2 separate regions of the Homo sapiens genome follow, and region 1 is linked to region 2. Evidence: read pairs that join two places in POLR2A ChIA-PET (ENCODE). Cell type or tissue: Caco-2. All regions are shown on one strand. Links, peaks and the distances in the headings refer to the core of each region. The heading gives the core; the rest is flanking DNA. Region 1 overlaps PRPF8 (pre-mRNA processing factor 8). Region 2 holds the start of SERPINF2 (serpin family F member 2).

The links. Peaks named below come from ENCODE experiments on the same cell type or tissue, not always from the same donor. Only the 100,000 strongest peaks of a DNase experiment are listed, where the experiment ranks them.
Region 1: POLR2A ChIA-PET joins it to region 2 with 6 read pairs; 2 of 35 experiments call an interaction of 5 or more read pairs at or near these places.

What each region holds. Positions count from the first base shown.
Region 1 is chr17:1,663,346-1,666,249 of GRCh38, forward strand. The region is part of intron 24 of PRPF8 (pre-mRNA processing factor 8); the gene reads right to left. Among named protein-coding and RNA genes, the nearest start is that of RILP, 15 kb to the left of the region's middle. In Caco-2, for the core only: no CTCF peak of the experiment used is centred there; no DNase peak of the experiment used is centred there.
Region 2 is chr17:1,741,117-1,744,020 of GRCh38, forward strand. It overlaps SERPINF2 (serpin family F member 2), which reads left to right and starts at 1,755. Exons shown (of 10, transcript NM_000934.4): 1 at 1,755-1,792. In Caco-2, for the core only: no CTCF peak of the experiment used is centred there; a DNase peak (open chromatin) is centred at 1,745; H3K4me3 peaks cover 706 bases.

The DNA.
Region 1 (2,904 bases), core at 159-2,658, 78 kb before region 2:
GCCACATTGATAGTTACATTAACCTTAATTGAGGTATTTAGACCATTTGTAAGGCAAACATTGTCAAATTGGATTTAAATAAAAAGGCCGGGCATGGTGGCTCACACCTGTAATCCCAGCACTCTGGGAGGCTGAGGCGGGCCTCGGGGTCAGGAGTTCGAAACCAGCCTGGACAGCATGGTGAGACCCCCCGTCTCTACTAAAAATACAAAAATTAGCTGAGCGTGGTGGCACGCGCCTGTAGTCTCAGTTTCTTGGGAGGCTGAGGTAGAAGAATCGCTTGAACTCGGGAGGCAGAGGTTGCACTGAGCCAAGATCATGCCACTGCACTCCAGCCTGGGCAACCAAGGAAGAGACTCCATCTCAAAAAAAAAAAAAAAAAAAAAAAAAAAAAGAGCCAACTATATGCTGTCTATAGGAAATAAACTTTAGTTACAAAGACACAGATTAACAGTAAAAAGATGGAAAAATACACCCATGCAAACACAAAACAAAGCTGGAGTGGCACTACTGATTAAGACAAAGACTTCAGACCATGGAATGTTATCAGGAATACAGAGGGATATTTGATACGATAAAGTAGTCAACTCGTTCAGAAGACCTAATAATCCTAAATACATTATGTAACTAATAACAGAATTTCAAAAATGATGGACCTGAAAGACAATAAACTCACAGCTGTAGTTGGATCTTTCTCTCAAGCAAGACAGGGTCTTGCTCTGTTGCCCAGGCTAGAGTGCAATGGCACCATCTCCACTCATTGCAGCCTCCACCTCCCAGGCTCAGGAGACTCTCCCGCCTCAGCCTCCCAAGCACCTGGGACTACAGGCGTGTACCACCACACCCAGCTAATTTTTGTATTTTTTTTGTAGAAATGGGGTTTCGCTATGTTGCCCAGGCTGGTCTCGAACTCCTGTGCTCAAGCAATCCACCAGCCTCAGCCTCCCAAACTGCTGGGATTACTAGAGATTTCTAATACTCCTCAGTAATCGATAGAAGTATACAAAAAATATCACTAAGGATATAGAAGACTTAAGCAATGTAACCAACTGACTGGACCTAATGTTTGTAAAACACTCAACCTAACAATAGCAGAATACAGATTAACAGATATTTTCCAGCACACATAGGACAGGCACCAAGAGAGACTGTACGCTAGGACATCAAAAAGTCAGCCTCAGCCAGGTGCAGTAGCTCATGCCCGTAATCCCAACTCTTTGGAAGGCTGAGGCAGGAGGATCGCTTGCGCCCAGGAGTTTGGGTCCAACCTAGGCAAGAGTGAGATCCCACCTCTAAATGAATTAATTATTAAAAAAAAAATCTTGATACATTTTTTAAAACTAAGATCATATACAACATGTTTCCTAATCATAATGGAATCAAAGCAGAAACTAATAAGGGAAACCCCCAAATATGTAAACAGCATAATTTGAAACAACCTAAGGTGAAATATGAACTCATAAGGGAAATTAGAATATACTTTTAACTAAATAAAAATGAAAACACAACATATTAAAATGTGAGGAATGGGGCCGGGCACGATGGCTCATATCTGTAAGCCCAGCACTTTGGGAAGCCAAGGCGGGTGAATCACGAGGTCACGAGTTCAAGACCAGCCTGGCCAACATGGTAAAAACCTGTCTCTACTAAAAATACAAAAAAAAATTAGCTGGGTGTGGTGGCGGGCACCTGTAATCCCAGCTACTTGGGAGGCTGAGGCAGGAGAATCGCTTGAACAGGGTAGGCGGAGGTTGCAGTGAGCCGAGATCGTGCCACTGCACTCTAGCCCGGGCGAAAATGTGAGACTCTGCCTCAAAAAAAAAAAAAAAAAAAAAGGGAGGAATGCAGCTAAAGCAATGCTGAGAGGAAAATTTACAGAAGTGAATAATACTATTAGAAAAAGAGAAAGGTTGGCCAGGCACGGTGGCTCACCCCTGTAATCCCAGCACTTTGGGAGGCTGAGGTGGGTGGATCACGAGGTCAGGAGATCAAGACCATCCCAGCTAACACGGTGAAACCCGTCTCTACTACAAATACAAAAAATTAGCTGAGCATGGTGGCAGGCGACTATAGTCCCAGCTACTCAGGAGGCTGAGGCAGGAGAATGACACAAACCCAGGAGGCGGAAGTTGCAGTGAGCCAAGATTGCGCCACTGCACTCCAGCCTGGGCGACAGAGCAAGACTCCGTCTCAAACAAAAAAAAACGAGAAAGGTCAGCTGGGCACGGTGGCTCACGCCTGTAATCCCAGCACTTTGGGAGGACGAGGCAGGTGGATCACGAGGTCAAGAGTTCAAGACCAGCCTGGCCAAGATGGTGAAACCCTGTCTCTACTAAAAACACACAAAAAAATTAGCCGGGTGCGGTGGCAGGCATCTGTAATCCTAGCTACTCGGGAGACTGAGGCAGGAGAATCGCTTGAACTCAGAGGGCGGAGGTTGCAGTGAGCTGAGATCGCGCCACTGCACTCCAGCCTGGGTGAGAGAGTGAGACTCCATCTCAAAAAAAAAAAAAAAGAAAAAGAGAAAGGTCCAGGCCAGGTGCGGTGGCTCACACCTATAATCCCAACACTTTGGGAGGCCGAGGCAAGCTGATCAGGTGGTGGTCAGGAGATCGAGACCATCCTCGCAAACACGGTGAAACCGCGTCGTAGTAAAAATACAAAAAAAAATATTAGCCGGGTGTGGTGGTGGGCACCTGTAGTCCCAGCTACTTGGGAGCTGAAGCAGGAGAATGGCGTGAACCCGGGAGACGGAGCTTGCAGTGAGCAGAGATCGCGCCACTGCACTCCAACCTGAGTGACAGGGCGAGACTCTGTCTCAAAAAAAAAAAAAGAGAAAGGTCCAAAATTGATAATCTAACCTTTTACCTTAACAAACTAGCAAAGGGATGGCAATGATAAGAG
Region 2 (2,904 bases), core at 226-2,725:
TGATGCAGGGAGTGAGGAGCCGGACACTGAGGGTGGGAAGGAGCCTGATGCAGGGAGTGAGGCGCAGGACAGTGAGGGTGGGAAGGGGCCTGATGCAGGGAGTGAGGCGCAGGACAGTGAGGGTGGGAAGGGGCCTGATGCAGGGAGTGAGGAGCCGGACAGTGAGGGTGGGAAGGAGCCTGATGCAGGGAGTGAGGCGCAGGACAGTGAAGGTGGGAAGGGGCCTGATGCAGGGAGTGAGGCGCAAGACAGTGAGGGTGGGAAGGAGCCTGATGCAGGGAGTGAGGCGCAGGACAGTGAGGGTGGGAAGGAGCCTGATGCAGGGAGTGAGGAGCAGGACAGTGAAGGTGGGAAGGAGCCTGATGCAGGGAGTGAGGAGCCGGACAGTGAGGGTGGGAAGGAGCCTGATGCAGGGAGTGAGGAGCTGGACAGTGAGGATGGGAAGGAGCCTGATGCAGGGAGTGAGGAGCAGGACAGTGAGGGTGGGAAGTGGCCTGATGCAGGGAGTGAGGCGCAGGACAGTGAGGGTGGGAAGGAGCCTGATGCAGGGAGTGAGGAGCAGGACAGTGAGGGTGGGAGGCGGCCTGATGCAGGGAGTGAGGAGCCGGACAGTGAGGGTGGGAGGCGGCCTGATGCAGGGAGTGAGGAGCAGGACAGTGAGGGTGGGAAGTGGCCCGATGCAGGGAGTGAGGCGCAGGACAGTGAGGGTGGGAAGGAGCCTGATGCAGGGAGTGAGGAGCCGGACAGTGAGGGTGGGAAGGAGCCTGATGCAGGGAGTGAGGAGCCGGACAGTGAGGGTGGGAAGGAGCCTGATGCAGGGAGTGAGGAGCAGGTGTGAGGGCGGGAAGCGGCCTGATGCAGGGAGTGAGGAGCAGGACAGTGAGGGTGGGAAGGGGCCTGATACAGGGAGTGAGGAGCAGGACAGTGAGGGTGGGAAGGAGCCTGATGCAGGGAGTGAGGAGCCGGACAGTGAGGGTGGGAAGCAGCCTGATCTTTGCACGGGCTGCCAGGCTTCTGGTTCATACAGCCCCAGGTCAGTTTCCAGAACCCTCGCTCTTGGGTAGGGGAAAGAGACATTGCTCTGGAGTGGCAGGACGGTGGGAGAAGTTGAGTCCCTCTCATTTCTCCTCCCTCACCCCCTGCCTTCCATCCCAGTCTGAAGGCAGCCAACCTGATCCTGGGCTTGGAAGGTTGGGGGTGGGCTTCCTATCCTGGGCTCTCTGCATAGGCTCTTGTGGCTTCCCCTTTCCTCCCCTCAGGAGCGGGAGGCAGCTCTCTGGGAGAAGAAAGGACATTGGGAGTGAGAATCTGGATGTGCCTCAGCCCAGCTCTGTGTCCTTGGGCAGGTCACATGGCCTCTCTGAGCCTGGCTGAACCAGGGATAATCCACACCTCGTGGGGTCTCTGGAAGGCTTAACACAGTGCTAGGTTCCTGTGCTTTCTGGATCCGCCCTCTTGGCTAGCCAGATCCAGTCTCTTCAACTCTCTCCTCCTGAACTTTCTCTTTCCAGGCTCGGGGGGGGGGACCCAAATATAGGGGGTTCTGCGTGGCTGCCTCAGGGTTAGATGCCCTGGTGGGAAAGGGGCTTCTGGCTTCAAGATCAATGTTTAACTGGATGTGCAAGTCAATATTTACCAGAAGAGAAAGCAATCTGAACAGGGGTTGGCTGAGAGTAAAGGTCCTGGTGGGAGGGGAGGGGTGGGCTGGGCCAGCTGGAGCCTGGGCAGAGAGTGAGGAGCACCCAAGTGGGGCCAGAGGAACGTTGTGTGTGGCAGCAAGGAGCCCGCAGAGGTATGAGGGGAGGGGCTGCTCGGCCTGCTCCTTGGGTAGGAGAGGAGGAGGGAGCTGCCTCCCTGGCTGAGGGGTCTGGGATTTATTCAGGAGGCCTGTCACTCCCCAGCCTCTTCTGGGACTTGAAAAACTGGAGCCTGTTCTTGGCAAGAAGATTCTAATGCCCAGGTCGGAGTCGGGGCCCTGGCCAAGGGCTCTTGTGTGGGATGGGGGTGGGGCCGGGGGGACCAAAGGATCCTCCAGAAGGGTTGGCCCCAAGATGGGGGTGGGCTGGAGGTAGCTGAGACCTGCTCTGACTTATCCTCCTGAGACCAACACCTGCCCTTCCCAGAGCCAGCCTGGAGCAGAGGCCTGTGATGCTCCTAAGTGCAGAGGTGGCTCTGGCCAGAGTCATTCACTGGGCTCTGCTGCTGGGTCAAAAGGCAGCTCTCTGGCTGCCTTGCCACCCATGGTGAGACCTCAGGGCCTCACAGGTATGTCCAGCCTTGTGGGCAAGACCTGACCAGCCTGAGAAAGACGGGTTGGGGCCAGGCGTGGTGGCTCATGCCTGTCATCCCAGCACTTTGGGAGGCTGAGGCAGGTGGATCACCTGAGGTCAGGAGTTCGAGACCAGCCTGACCAACATGGAGAAACCCTGTCTCTACTAAAAATACAAAATTAGCCAGGCATGGTGGCACATGCCTGTAATCCCAGCTACTCGGGAGGCTGAGGCAGGAGAATCGCTTTAACCCAGGAGGTGGAGGTTGCAGTGAGCCGAGATCGTGCCATTGCACTCCAGCCTGCATGATAAGAATGAAACTCCATCTCAAAAAAAAAAAAAAAAAAAAAAAAGACAGGCTAAATGGATGCAGCAGGCTGGGTAGGAGCTCTGTGTTGGAGCTCTGCGGTGGAGGCTTCAGGGCAGGCTTCCCAGAAGAGGTGGCCTTGAGCCAAGCTGACCCCAGCCATCGGGGGAGTGCCAAGCATTGTACTCAGGGTTTACAAAGATGGTCTTATTTATTTTTTTGAGACAGAGTCTTGCTCTGTCGCCCAGGCTGGAGTGCAGTGGCGTGATCTCGGCTCACTGCAACCTCCGCCTCCCGGGTTCAAGCAGTTCTCTGCCTCAGCCTCCC